Regions from separate parts of the Homo sapiens genome. Here region 1 is linked to region 2. Evidence: chromatin contacts called from ENCODE Hi-C or POLR2A ChIA-PET data. All regions are on one chromosome and are shown on one strand. The core of a region is the stretch at or near the end of the contact, and the rest is flanking DNA. Distances in the headings are between cores, read along the strand shown. Region 1 has its middle 5.7 kb from the start of ZP3. Region 2 overlaps SRRM3 (serine/arginine repetitive matrix 3).

The links. Hi-C counts contacts between places; a loop is a spot of excess contacts on that map. ChIA-PET counts read pairs that join two places held with the same protein, here RNA polymerase II (POLR2A). Pooled maps may share reads with other maps.
Region 1: POLR2A ChIA-PET joins it to region 2 with 32 read pairs in PC-9. The contact joins two enhancer-like sites. A Hi-C loop is called at or near these places in 2 of 50 pooled maps. POLR2A ChIA-PET finds 5 or more read pairs at or near these places in 4 of 52 experiments (GM12878, PC-9, T-cell and 1 more).

Annotation. Positions count from the first base shown.
Region 1 is chr7:76,416,315-76,422,224 of GRCh38, reverse strand. It overlaps a transcript of ZP3 not described here. Among named protein-coding and RNA genes, the nearest start is that of ZP3, 5.7 kb to the left of the region's middle. RefSeq lists a silencer at 799-1,093 and an enhancer at 799-1,093. Within about 2 kb of position 2,349, at least 2 of the 41 ENCODE cell types and tissues checked have a DNase peak (open chromatin) inside an H3K27ac peak, as active enhancers do.
Region 2 is chr7:76,278,494-76,284,914 of GRCh38, reverse strand. It overlaps SRRM3 (serine/arginine repetitive matrix 3), which reads right to left. Exons shown (of 15, transcript NM_001110199.3): 12 at 3,113-3,474; 13 at 2,043-2,267; 14 at 1,814-1,951. Among named protein-coding and RNA genes, the nearest start is that of HSPB1, 21 kb to the left of the region's middle. RefSeq lists a silencer at 6,070-6,119. Within about 2 kb of position 4,286, at least 2 of the 41 ENCODE cell types and tissues checked have a DNase peak (open chromatin) inside an H3K27ac peak, as active enhancers do.

The sequences.
Region 1 (5,910 bases), core at 1,100-3,599, 140 kb before region 2:
AAAAAGAGGCCATGAAAGGAATAGTATTGGCCGGGCGTAGTGGCTCATGTCTGTAATCCCAGCATTTTGGGAGGCCGAGGTGGGCGGATCACCTGAGGTCAGGAGATCGAGACCAGCCTAAGCCAATATGGAGAAACCCCGTCTCTACTAAAAATACAAAATTAGCCTGGTGTGGTGGCACATGCCTGTAATCCCAGCTACTTGGGAGGCTGAGGCGGGAGAATCGCTTGAACCCAGGAGGTGGAGGTTGTAGTGAGCCAAGATCACGCCGCTGTACTCCAGCCTGGGTAACAGAGCAACACTCTGTCTCAAAACAAAACAACAACAACAAAAGTCTACTGCAAGGGTCCTATCAGGAGATGATGAAGGACTGACAGGTACAGCATTTACCAATGGCCTACTCTATGCTGTCCCTGGGTGAAATTCCTGCAAGAGAGGAGGAAGAATACAAAAACTAATGGCATTAGCTGGGCATGGTGGCTCATGCCTGTAGTCCCAGCTACTCAGGAGGCTGAGGTGGGAGAATTGCTTAAACCTGGGAAGCAGATGTTGCAGTGAGCCGAGATTGCGCCACTGCACTCCAGCCTGGGCGAGACTCCATCTCAAAAAAAAAAAAAATTATACATATATATGTGTGTGTATATATATATAATTTTAAAAAATTAAAAATCTGCCAGGCATAATGGCTCACATCTGTAATCTCAGCACTTTGGGAGGCTAAGGTGGGAGGATTGCTTGAGCCCAGGAGTTCGAGACCAGCCTGGACAATACAGTGAGGCCCCATCTCTACAAAATCAAAGAAATTAGTCAGGCATGTTGGCACACACCTGTAGTCCTAGCTACTTGGGAAGCTGTAGTCCTAGCTACTTGGGAACCTAGCTACTTGGGTTGCTTGAGCCTGGGAGTTCTAAGCTTCAGTGAGTCATGATCATGCTACTGCATTCCAGCCTGGGCAATAGAGTGAGACCTCATCTCAAAAAAATGTGGAAATGGCGGGGCGCAGTGGCTCACGCCTGTCATCCCAGCACTTTGGGAGGCTGAGACGAGCAGATCACGAGGTCAGGAGTTTAAGACCAGCCTGGCCAATATGGTGAAACCCCATCTCTACTAAAAATACAAAAAATTAGCTGACGTGGTGGCACACGCCTATAATCCCAGCTACTCAGGAGGCTGAGGCAAGAGAATCACTTGAACCTGGGAGGTGGAGGTTGCAGTGAGCTGAGATTGTGCCACTGCTCTCCAGCTTGGGTGACAGACTGAGACTTAGTCTCACTAAAAAAAAAAAAAAGTGGAGACACACACACACACACACACACACGTGGAAATATATATGTATGTGTATATATATGTTATATATAGACATAAATATAAAGAGATACAGGGAGAGAGGGAGGATATGTATCAATCTTTATATTGGCTGAACCTGGGTAAAAGGTAAACAGGTTTCTTAGTGTTATCTGTGCAACTTTCATCAGTTTAATTTCAAAATAAAAAGTAAAACAAAAAATAACCAAAAACATAAAAAACTCTCTGTGTCAGATTCAAGTGAGACAGAAGACGATGCTGTTAACCAAGTTCCAAAAGCAATTGCTAAAACAAAATATGAAGTTCCTAGGTATAAAACAGACAAAAAAAGATATGTAAGATCTTTGAGGAAAAATTAACAAAACTGTATTGGCAGTCAGAGTAAAGAATGTCTAAATTTACAGAGGTATTCCATGTTCATGGATGGGAAATGCAATATCATCACTATTTCAATTCTCCCAAAATTAATCTGTAATTTCTATCAAGATCCCAACATGTTTTAGCTGTATGTGGGCAGAGCTTAGTAAACTGATTCTAAAATTTATATGGAAGAGCTAAGGATCAAAAAGCCAAGGTTTTTGCAGAAAAAGAACATCTGGTGTGAGTGTGGTGGCTCACACCTATAATCCCAGCACACGATTTTGGGAGGCCGAAGCAGGAGGATTTCTTGAGGCCAGGAGTTTGGGAACAGCTGGGCAACATAGTGAGACTTTATCTCTATGAAGAAGAAGGAGGAGGTGGAGGAGGAGGGAAGAAGAGGAAGAGGAATAGGAAGGGGAAGAGGAAGGGGAGGAGGGGGAGGAGGAAGAGAAAGAAGAGGCTGGGTGTGGTGGCTAATGCCTGTAATCCCAGCACTTTGGGAGGCCGAGGCAGGAGGATCACTTGAAGTCAGGAGTTTGAGACCAGCCTGGCCAACATGGAGAAACCCCATCTCTACTAAAAATACCAAAATTAGCTGGGCGTGGTGTCGCGCGCCTGTAATCCCAGCTACTGGGGAGGCTGAGGCAGGAGAATCGCTTGAACCTGGGAGGCGGAAGTTGCAGTGAGTGAGCCAAGATTGCGCCACTGCACTCCAGCCTGGCGACAGAGTGAGAGTCTGTCTCAAAAAAAGAAGAAAGGGAGGAGGGGGAGGAGGAGGAGGAGGAGGAGGGGAGGGGGAAAAAAGAAAGAAAAAGAGAAAGAAAGAAAGAGATAGAGGGAGAGGGAGGGAGGAAGGAAGGGAGAGAGAGAGAAAGAGAACGAAAGAAAGAAAGAAAGAAAGAGAGAGAGAGAGAAAAGAAAGAAAGAAAAAGAAAGAAAGAAGGAAGGAAGGGAGAAAGAAAAAGAACATCATGAGACACACACCCTAACAGATATAAAAACATATTATAGAGCTATGGTAATTAAGACACATTGCTGTTAGGACAGAAAAGAAACAGTGGAATAGATGAGAGAGCCTAGAAACAGCCACGTGCATATGTGGAAACATGATACCGGACGGAGGAAACAGATGGACTCTTCAAGAAAAGGAGCTGTGTCAATTATTATCCATCTGGGGAAAAACTGGATTTCACTTCCCACATAAAAATGAATTCTAGATAGATTAAAGATCTGAATGGGAAAGAACAAAACTAAAACTTTGAGAAGAAAATATGATCTTCAGGGCAGAGTGAGCTGGAAAATATTTGCTAAATAAGACCCTACCCTCCAAAAATAATGCACAAATCATAAAGAAAAAGTGACTTTTTAGACCACTTTCATAAATAATGACCAAAATTATTATAACAATAATGACCATTTATTGCTTATTCTCAATACGGCAGGGACTAGACTGAGTCCCTTAATCCTGACACTCATCTAGGAAGGCACTATTTGCTCCATTTTACAGCTGAGGGAATAAGCACTCAGAGAAGTTAAGGAACTTGCTCAAGTTTGCACAGCCAATGAGGAACCAAACCAAGATTCAAGAGTCTCTCTGATACTTTCTGTTTGAGTTAACAACACCCAATGTGTACATTGGGGGAGCTATATCCAAAAAATAACTCCAATGCAAAGATGTGTTATTATTTTGGCCTTTTGTTTTCTGAGACAGAGTCTCCCTCTGTGGCCCAGGCTGGAGTGCAGTGGCGCGATCTCCGCTCATTGCAAGCTCCGCCTCCCGGGTTCACGCCATTCTCCTGCCTCAGCTTCCCAAGTAGCTGGGACTATAGGCGCCTGCCACCACGCCCGGCTAATTTTTTGTATTTTTAGTAGAGATGGAGTTTTACCGTGTTAGCTGGGATGGTCTCGACCGCCTGACCTCGTGATCTGCCCGCCTTGGCCTCCCAAAGTGCTGGGATTATAGGTGTGAGCCACTGTGCCCAGCCTTTTTTTTTTTTTTTTTTTTTTTTGAGATGAAATCTCGCTCCGTGGCCCAGGCTGGAGTACAGTGGTGCTATCCTGGCTCACTGCAACCTCCGCCTTTCAGGTTCAAGCGATTCTTCTGCCTCAGCCTCCTGAGTAGCTGGGATTACAGGTGCGTGCCACCATGCCTGGCTAATTTTTGCATTTTTAGTAGAGAAGGTGTTTCACCACGTTGGCCAGGCTGGTCTCGATCTCCTGACCTCAAGTGATCTGCCTGCCTCAGCCACCCAAAGCGATATTTTGGCCATCTTAAGGACTTTATGGACTCACTCAGATATTCAGTAGGTGTTTTAAAAAAATAGCACTATTCGCCAGGCAAAGTGGCTCACATCTATAATCCAAGCACTTTGGGAGGCCAAGGCGGGTGGATCACCTGAGGTCAGCAGCCTGGGCAACATGGCGAAATCCTGTCTCCGCTAAAAACACAAAAAATTAGCCAGGTGTGGTGACTACGTGCCTGTAGTCCCAAATACTTGGGAGGCTGAGGCAGGAGACCCGCTTGAACCCGGGAGGCGGAGATTGCAGTGAGCCGAGATTGTGTCATTGTACTCCAGCCTGGGCAACAGAGTGAGATTGTGTCTCAAAAAAAAAAAAAAAGAAAGAAAGAAAGAAAGCACTATTAAAGGCCAGACATGGTGGCTCATGCCTGTAATCCCAGTGCTTTGGGAGGTGGAGCTGGGAGGATCAATTGAGTCCAGGAGTTCCAGCCCAGCCTGGGCAACATAGCAAGACCCCATCTCTGCAAGAAATAAAGTAAAATTAGCCAGGTGTGGTGGTGTGTGCCTGTAGTCCCAGCTACTAGGGAGGCTGAGGTGGGAGGATCACTTGAGTCCAGGAGTTCAAGGCTGCAATGAACTATGATCACACCACTGCACTCTAGCCAGGGAGACAAGAGTGAGATCTTGTCTCGAAAAAAAAAAAAAGAATAAAAGAATAAATAGTACTTTTCTTTCTACGTGTCAACCTGGGAAGACAAAATACCTGGCGTGTGATGGAAAATAAGAGGAATCACAAATTTGAGAATGTGCCAGACACATATACATACATAGTGATGATCATTAATTCTACAGCCAGAATTCATTAATTCTGTTTCCAGACTTTAGCTGGAAGGACCTCAGTGGGCTGAGATTTAGCCCATTTTTTGCACAGTAAGGGATGCAATGAAAGTTAGGGATATGAGGCCGGGCACGGTGGCTCACGCCTGTAATCCCAGTACTTTGGGAGGCTGAGGTGGGCCGATAGCCTGAGGTTGGGAGTTCAAGACCAGCCTGACCAACACGGAGAAACCCTGTCTTTACTGAAAATACAACAAATTAGCCGGGCATGGTGGTGCATGCCTGTAATCCCAGCTACTTGGGAGGCTGCGGCAGGAGAATCGCGTGAACCTGGGAGGCGGAGGTTGGGGTGAGCCGAGATCGCACCATTACACTCCAGCCTGGGCAAAAAGAGTGAAACTCCATCTCAAAAACAAACAAACAAACAAAAACTGAAAGGGATATGAAAGGAAAGGGTCTCTGGAGTATATGGGGATGCTTTTCACTACCTCATCATTAAATGCCAAATTATATATATATATATATATATATATATATGTATGTATACATATGTATGTGTATATATATGTATGTATACATATGTATGTGTATATATATGTATGTGTGTATATATGTGTGTATATATATGTATGTGTGTATATATGTATGTATATGTATATATATATAGAGAGAGAGAGAGAGAGAGAGACAGCATCCTGCTCTGTTTCCCAGGCTGGAGTGCAATGGCATGATCTTGGCTCACTGAAGCCTGTGTCTCGCAGGCTTAAGCGACTCTCCCATCTCAGCCTCTTGAGTAGTTGGGACTACAGGTGCATGCCAGTACACCCAGCTATTTTTTTGTAGAGACAGAGTTTTACTATCTTGCCCAGGCTGGTCTCAAACTCCTGAGCTCAAGCAATCCTCTTGCCTCAGCCTCCCAAAGTGCTAGGATTACAGACATGAGCCACCTGCCTGACTAATATATAAAATTTATAGCCTGTTTCACCTCGCATGTGACCCTGACTGTAGCTAAGGAAAATAAATATTTTGTACAATATTTTGGCTTTTTATTTTGTTGAGACAGGGTCTCACTGTCCCCCAGGTTGGTATGCAGTGGGGCAATCATGGCTCACTGCAGCCTCGACTTCCAGGGCTCAAGCAATGCCCCCACCTCAGCCTCCTGAGTGGC
Region 2 (6,421 bases), core at 3,037-5,536:
GAGGGGAGTCCTGGCCGCTGCTCCCCATGCCCACGGTCCGGTCCAGTCCCGCCGGCCCCACTCCTCACTCAGCTACCTCCCGCTGGCCCAGAGTTAGTTGGAAGCCAGGAGGCTATGACCCAGAGAAGAGAAAAGAGAGGTTAAGGGGCAACACTGCCCCGTCGCAGGGTTAATTCTGAGGAAGAAAACAGGTGTACGTTAGTGGAGGAGGAGGCAGCCTGGGAGAGGGGCTGAGTGGGTGCCAGGTGGAAGGTGTGAGGGCCTGGCCTACGGGCAGGGTGTGTGACCTGTCTGGGGGCGTCCCCAGCCTGGTGAGTTGGCATCAGAAGGAAGGGGGGACGCAGGAAGATCCCTGGGTTCAAAATGGCTCTTTGTTCCTTGGGCACGGTGGCTGGACAGGAGGTGGGAGAGGACATCCGTTAGAAGTAGGACAATTTGGTCGGGCGCGGGGGCTCACGCCTATAATCCCACCACTTTGGGAGGCCAAGGCAGGTGGATCACCTGAGGTCAGGAGTTTGAGACCAGCCTGACTAACATGGTGAAACCCCGTCTCTACTAAAAATACAAAAAAAATTAGCTGGGCGTGGTGGTGGGTGCCTGTAATGCCAGCTACTTGGGAGGCTGAGGCAGGAGAATCACTTAAACCTGGGAGGTGGAGGTTGCAGTGAGCCGAGATTGCACCATTGCACTCCAGCCTGGGTGACAAGAGCAAAGCTCCGTCTTAAAAAAAAAAAAAAAAAAAGAAGCAGTAGCACAATCTGGCTTCTCCTTCAAGGCGGTCTGGCTTTGAGCTCTGGGGTAATGCCCACCCCATGCTTCTTGGTTACCTGGATCACCAAGGACTAGGAGGGACTAGTTTGATAATCATACCCTGTTAGAACTGAAAAGATGCTCACGAAACCCTGGTTATTGTACAGATGTGGCAACCGAGGCCCAGAGAGGCACACCGATCTCCCAAGGCTGCCCAGCAAGGCAGTGGCAGAGTTGGGCTCAGAACTTTTTGCCTGTGTTCCCCCCAACCCCCTGCCAGGGTAATCTAGGGCTTCAGGGTGATTTCCACAAAGGCAGACCATAATGTCACCCGGAGACCCAGGCCCAGACACTTCCAGTCCTAGCAGAGAAACTGATAATGGCTTCACCAGCCACGCCCTGGGCACAGCCCCACAGCTGTGTAGGGCAAGGAGGTGTGGCTGGCTCCTCTGACAGCTGCCCCAGAGACCAGACTGCTGTGCCCCCTCCTCCAAATCCCCCAGGTTAGTGAGAAAGAGAGAGGCAGACAGACGGACAGCTGACCAGGGCCAGACCAGCTCACTTGGGCATCTCCCAGGCAGCCTGTGCAGAGGGGTCCGCCTGGCCCCCAGGCTGACCACAGGCCACTCAGCAGGCTGGACCTTGAGATGAAGGAGAAAAGGAGACATCATTGTCCGGAGACGGATGCAGGGAGGGCGGGAGGGGCTCCGGAGGGATGGCGGGACTCTTGCAGAGCTGAATTCCATGCCGGCTGCGGCCCACCCAGACCCAAGTACAGAGCCCCCTCCCCTTCATGGGCCCTCAGGCCCCCACCGTGGCCCTTCCTTCTGCGTGGCCTCCTGCACCTGTCTCTCTGATAGACCCCAGCACCTCCAGTTCTAGCCCCCTCCTCCCCTGGCCCCCTACCCTGGCAGAACCCACTCATTGTCCCTTAGCACCCCCCCCCATCCCCGTGCCAGGTTCAGTGGATCCTCAGAGAAGGTCCCCGGGCCGAGGTCTCTGTCCCTGATCCGGGTCAGCGGCCCCAGCCCTGCGCCACCGGCCCCCCCAAGACCCTCCATACCTGGTGATGCGCCGCGGCTCCATGAAGCTTGGCGAGTCCCGGCGCCGCTTGCGGATGGGCGAGTAGCTGCGGGAGCGGCGCCGGGCGCGGGTGGCCTCGGCCTCAGAGTGCCTTGCGCGGCCCTCGCCGTCCTTGTCCCTGCGGGGCCGGCGCGAGGTAAGTGAGCGACGCGGCCCGGCCGCTCCACCCCGCCGCCCGCCCCGTCGGCCCGGTCCGGGCGGGCACTCACCGGCTGAGGGGCTTCTTGGGCGACGGCGAGCGGCTGGGGCTGTGGGGCCGCTTCTCCGCAGAGCGCGAGCGAGATTTGGAGGGCGAGCGGCTGGAGCTCCAGGAGCGGGGGTGCGGGCCGGGGCTGCGCGACGAGCTCTTCCCTTCTGGGCCGCCGCGCCGGCCGTGCGCGCCCGGGGACGGAGAGGTGCTGGCGGGCCGCGCGCGCGGGGGCCGCTCCTTGGCCCTGGAGGAGGGAGACGGCGCGGGATAGGGCTCAGCGACCCGGAAAGGGGGCTGGGGGCGGGGAGGGTTCCCTGGGGCGGGGCTTAGGGCGGAGGGGCGGGGTCCGTGTAGTTTGTGGTCAGTTCGCGCGGAGTGCGCAGTGAACGCGGAGCCTAGTGAGGGGCAGGGGTCAGTTCAGGGGGAGCCCCGTGAGGGGGCGTGTTGGGGGAGATCAGTGGAGGAGATTGTTCTGCGGGATGGGGGGAGAGTGATCAGTAAGCGGGGAGCCTCATGGGAGGAGAGGGGGTTCCCTGGGGGCAGTGATCAGTAAGGGGAGACGGATCAGTTGTGGGGAGGGGTCAGGATAACCGGGGGTAGCTCAGGGTGGGGAGGGAGCTCCCTGGGGGGTTGGCATCAGTGGAGGGAGAACTCCGTCGGGGGGCTGGGATCAGTGTGGGGAGGGAAACTCCCTGGAGTTTGGAGGTCAGTGGAGGGAGGGTAACTCCCTAGAGAGAGTTGGGGTCGTCGAGGGAGGGAGCCCTGTGAGAGGGGAGTTGAGATCAGTGTGCGGAGGAAATCCATGGGAGGATCCATGGGGTCCATAGGGGTTTGGGGTCCGTGGAGAGGGAGGAGAGCTCCGTGGGGGGTTGAGATCCGTGGGGGGTAGTTCAGTGAGGAGGGGTTGGGATCCGTGGGGGGTAGCTCATGGGGGGGTGGAATCCATGGGGGTAGCTCGGTGGGAGGGGGTTGGGATCCCTGGAGGGTAGCTCAGCGCGGGGAGGGATCCCGTGGGCAGGGATCCGCTAGTGGAGGGGAGCCCTGTGCGGGGTGGGGGCGGGAGTCCAGCTCCGGGTCCAGCACGCTCACCGTTTCCCGTGTCCGCCGTGGCCTCGCTCAGAGCCGGGCTCGGGCCCGGGGCCGGGGGCGCCGCGGCCGCTGCCGGAGTCGCTGCTGGAGCGGGCCCTGCTGAGCGAGCGCGACGAGCCCCGGGGGGGCGCGGGCCGGGGGCGCCGGCGACCCCTGCGGCGGGGCGCGGACGCCGAGGACCGCGAGCGCCGCCGCCTACGCCGCCGCCGCCGCCGCCTGCCCGCCCCGCCCGCCGCGCGGCCTCCGCGACCTTGGGACGACGGCGCCGAGCGCGGGCTCGGGCTCTCCTTCCCCCGCGCGGGCGGCGTGGGTGCGGCGGCCGCCGCCTTGTCACGGACCCTGGGCGAGGGCGAGCTGGGCTTCTGACGGGGAGAGAGGCAGACAGGGCACGGAGGGGGGAGAGGGAGACGAGAGAGACAGAGACAGAGAGAGAAGAGAGGAGACAGACGGGAGAGAGAGATTGAAAGAAAGAGACAGAGACAGAGACAGAAAGAGGAAAGAGGGAGAGACAGAGACAGAAAGAGAGGAGAGAGAGAGAGACAGAGAGACAGAAAAAGAGCGAGAGACAGAGAAAAAGAGACGGAGAGAGAGAATGAAGAGAGACAGGAGAGAGGGAGAGAGGAAAGACAGAGAGAAGAAAGAAAGAGGGAGAGAGGGAGGAGGCAGAGAAGAGAAAGAGGAAGAGAGAAAAAGAGCAGGAGAGAGACAGAGTGAGAGGGAGAGAGATGAGAAAGAGAGAGGGCGAAAGAGCGAGGGTGAGAGGAGAGAGCAAGGGAGGAGAGAGGGAGGAGAAGGAAAAAAGGGGGCAAGAGAGAAGGGGACAGAGACAGTGAGAAGAAGAGACAGAGGAGAGACGGGGGTGGGGGAAGAGAAGAGAGAGAGAGGAAGAGAGAAAGAGCGAAGAGAGAGAAGGATGGAAGCCAGGGAGAAGTTCGAGAAACAGAAAAAATCCAGACAGGCAGGGGACAAGAGTGGGGGCAGAGAGAGGACAGAGCAAGAGGAGCGAGAAGTTGGGGTGAGAGAGCGGGCGGGTGGGGTGGGGGGAGAGAAGGAGAGAGGGCTTTCACCGGGCCCGAGCCGGGGGCTGCCAGTCCCGGAGCATCGCACACACGGTTCCCCGCGCCTGCCCTGCCTCTGCCTCTCCTGGGTGTCCACCTTCTGGCCTCAACAGTGCAGCTCATGCAGGGTTCTTGGCATGCAAAACACAAGAGGGACGGAGCGGTGGGGGGCGGGGGCCAAAGGGGGAGGGGCTCCAGGACAGGCATCGGGGCTGGCATTGCCCCCCCGATGGGACGGACGATTCCCGGCAGAGAGAAGAGAGAGCGGCACCGGGAGCGGGGCCAGGGCCAGCCCACCAGGCCGGACCCCCAGCGCTTGGGGGTGGGCGAGGGGATGGAGGGGGTGGGGGCGTCACACGGCACACAGATGGGGGAGGGGGCGAGGGGGACAACTGAACTCAAAACTGAACCGAAGAAAGGGAGGAAAAACAGAAATAAAAAAACAAAATCCACAAATGTCATTAGATACCAAAAATCAAAAACAATATCTGATCCTGGGGAACCTGACATTTTTCTGTTAATATTTTTCTTTGTTTTCCGGCCCTGCAGAGAGCTTTGGAGCTGTCAGTAGCACCCGACTGTCTTTCTGTTTCTCTCTTTTCTTTTTCTTTTTCTTTTTTTTTTTTTTAAGTTCTGATTTTTAAGTCCCTCTTGGTTAACGTCCACTTACCAATAAAGTGGCACTTCCTCCTTTAGTAGGTAAGGTGTGTAAGAGAAGGGAAAAGTGTGGTAGTATAAGTTCATCATTAGATTCACAAAAATGCAAGAGAGATAGAGAGAGAGAGAGAGAAACGCAACCACCCCATTCTAGGCCTGAGAAGAGGCCACGCCGCCTCTGGAGGAAGGGCTGGCAGCGCCCGGCTCCTGAGTGGGCAACTCTTAGGTGACCGCTGGATAGAGGTGGCAAATGTTTTTCCAAAAGTGGAGTTAGGACACAAGGATTGGGACACAGAAAACCAGGAAGGGCATCTGGCACCATCAAAAGGGCCCTGGTTGGGATTCAGGAGTCTGAGAGCCTGCCTCTATCTCACCGAGTGACCCTGGCCACGTCACTTCCCCAGTCTGGGCCTCAGTTTCTCCATCCACAAAATGAGAGGGTTGGCTTTTGCTTCCTGGTGTCCCTTCCAGGGCAAAGATTCCAGGATTCTCTGCATGCACCCTGCCCGCCCTCCCTGTCTCCCTCCCTACACAGAGCTGATCCCTCCTCCTGTCCTTGGCCCTCCATCTAGTAGCAGTTGACTGTCCTTGTCTGTTTGTAGGTCTGTTCCTCCCCGAAAATCCTCCGATCACCACTACCAACTTGACTTTTAGCACCTCCAGGGCAGATGTGGTATCTGATTCACCTCTGTAACATCACTTTTTATCACCGAACTTGGCACCTAGTAAAACTTTGATTCTGTTTGCTAAGGAAGGAAGCGAGTCCTAGAAGCCAGGTGGTGCCTGGACCAAGCTCTTTTGGCAGGCTGTTTCTTTTTTCTTTCTTTTTGAGAAGGCATCTCACTCTGTCTCTCAGGCTGGAGTGCACTGGCGTGATCTGGGCTCACTGCAACCTCTCCCTCCCAAGTTCAAGCAATTCTCCTTCCTCAGCCTCCCAAATAGCTGGAACTACAGGCGTCTGTCACCACATCTGGCTAATTTTTGTATTTTTAGGAGAGACGGGGTTTCACCGTGTTGGCCAGGCTGGTGCTGGTCTCGAACTCCTGACCTCAAGTGATCCTCTGTCCTCAGCCTCCCAAAGTGCTGGGATTACAGGCGAGAGCCACCGAGCCCGGCCACTGGCAGACTGTTTGGATGAGAAGACAAAAGATGCTGCCACCTCTCAGGGCACCTTGCCGCTAGGGACTGGAAGGAGCACAGTTTCCTTGGCATGGCCCTGGGTGTTTCCTACAGAGGGCAAGGTGCTGTCCAAGCCTTTCCCTGCAGGGCTGGAGCTGAGCTGAACATGGAGGTAGACCCAGGAGGTCAACCTCATTGGTGGAAAGGCACAGATGGCTCCTGATTGGTGCCTGAAGCAGCCAATGAACACTAGCCATAGCTGCCCAAAGCCAATCAGGCCATGAAGACCTCTCCTGGGAGAGCTTAATGTCTCCATTTGGGGCAGACACAGGCATAAGTGGGCACAATGGATATTTCCTGGTTTTGGGGTGCCCCTCTGAGCACCCCTGACTCTCCTGATCACAAGCTCACCCCTCACCCTAGGCTAGGAGAGTTGGAGGCTGGATTGGCCCCTCTTTCATTTTTATTTTTTTAT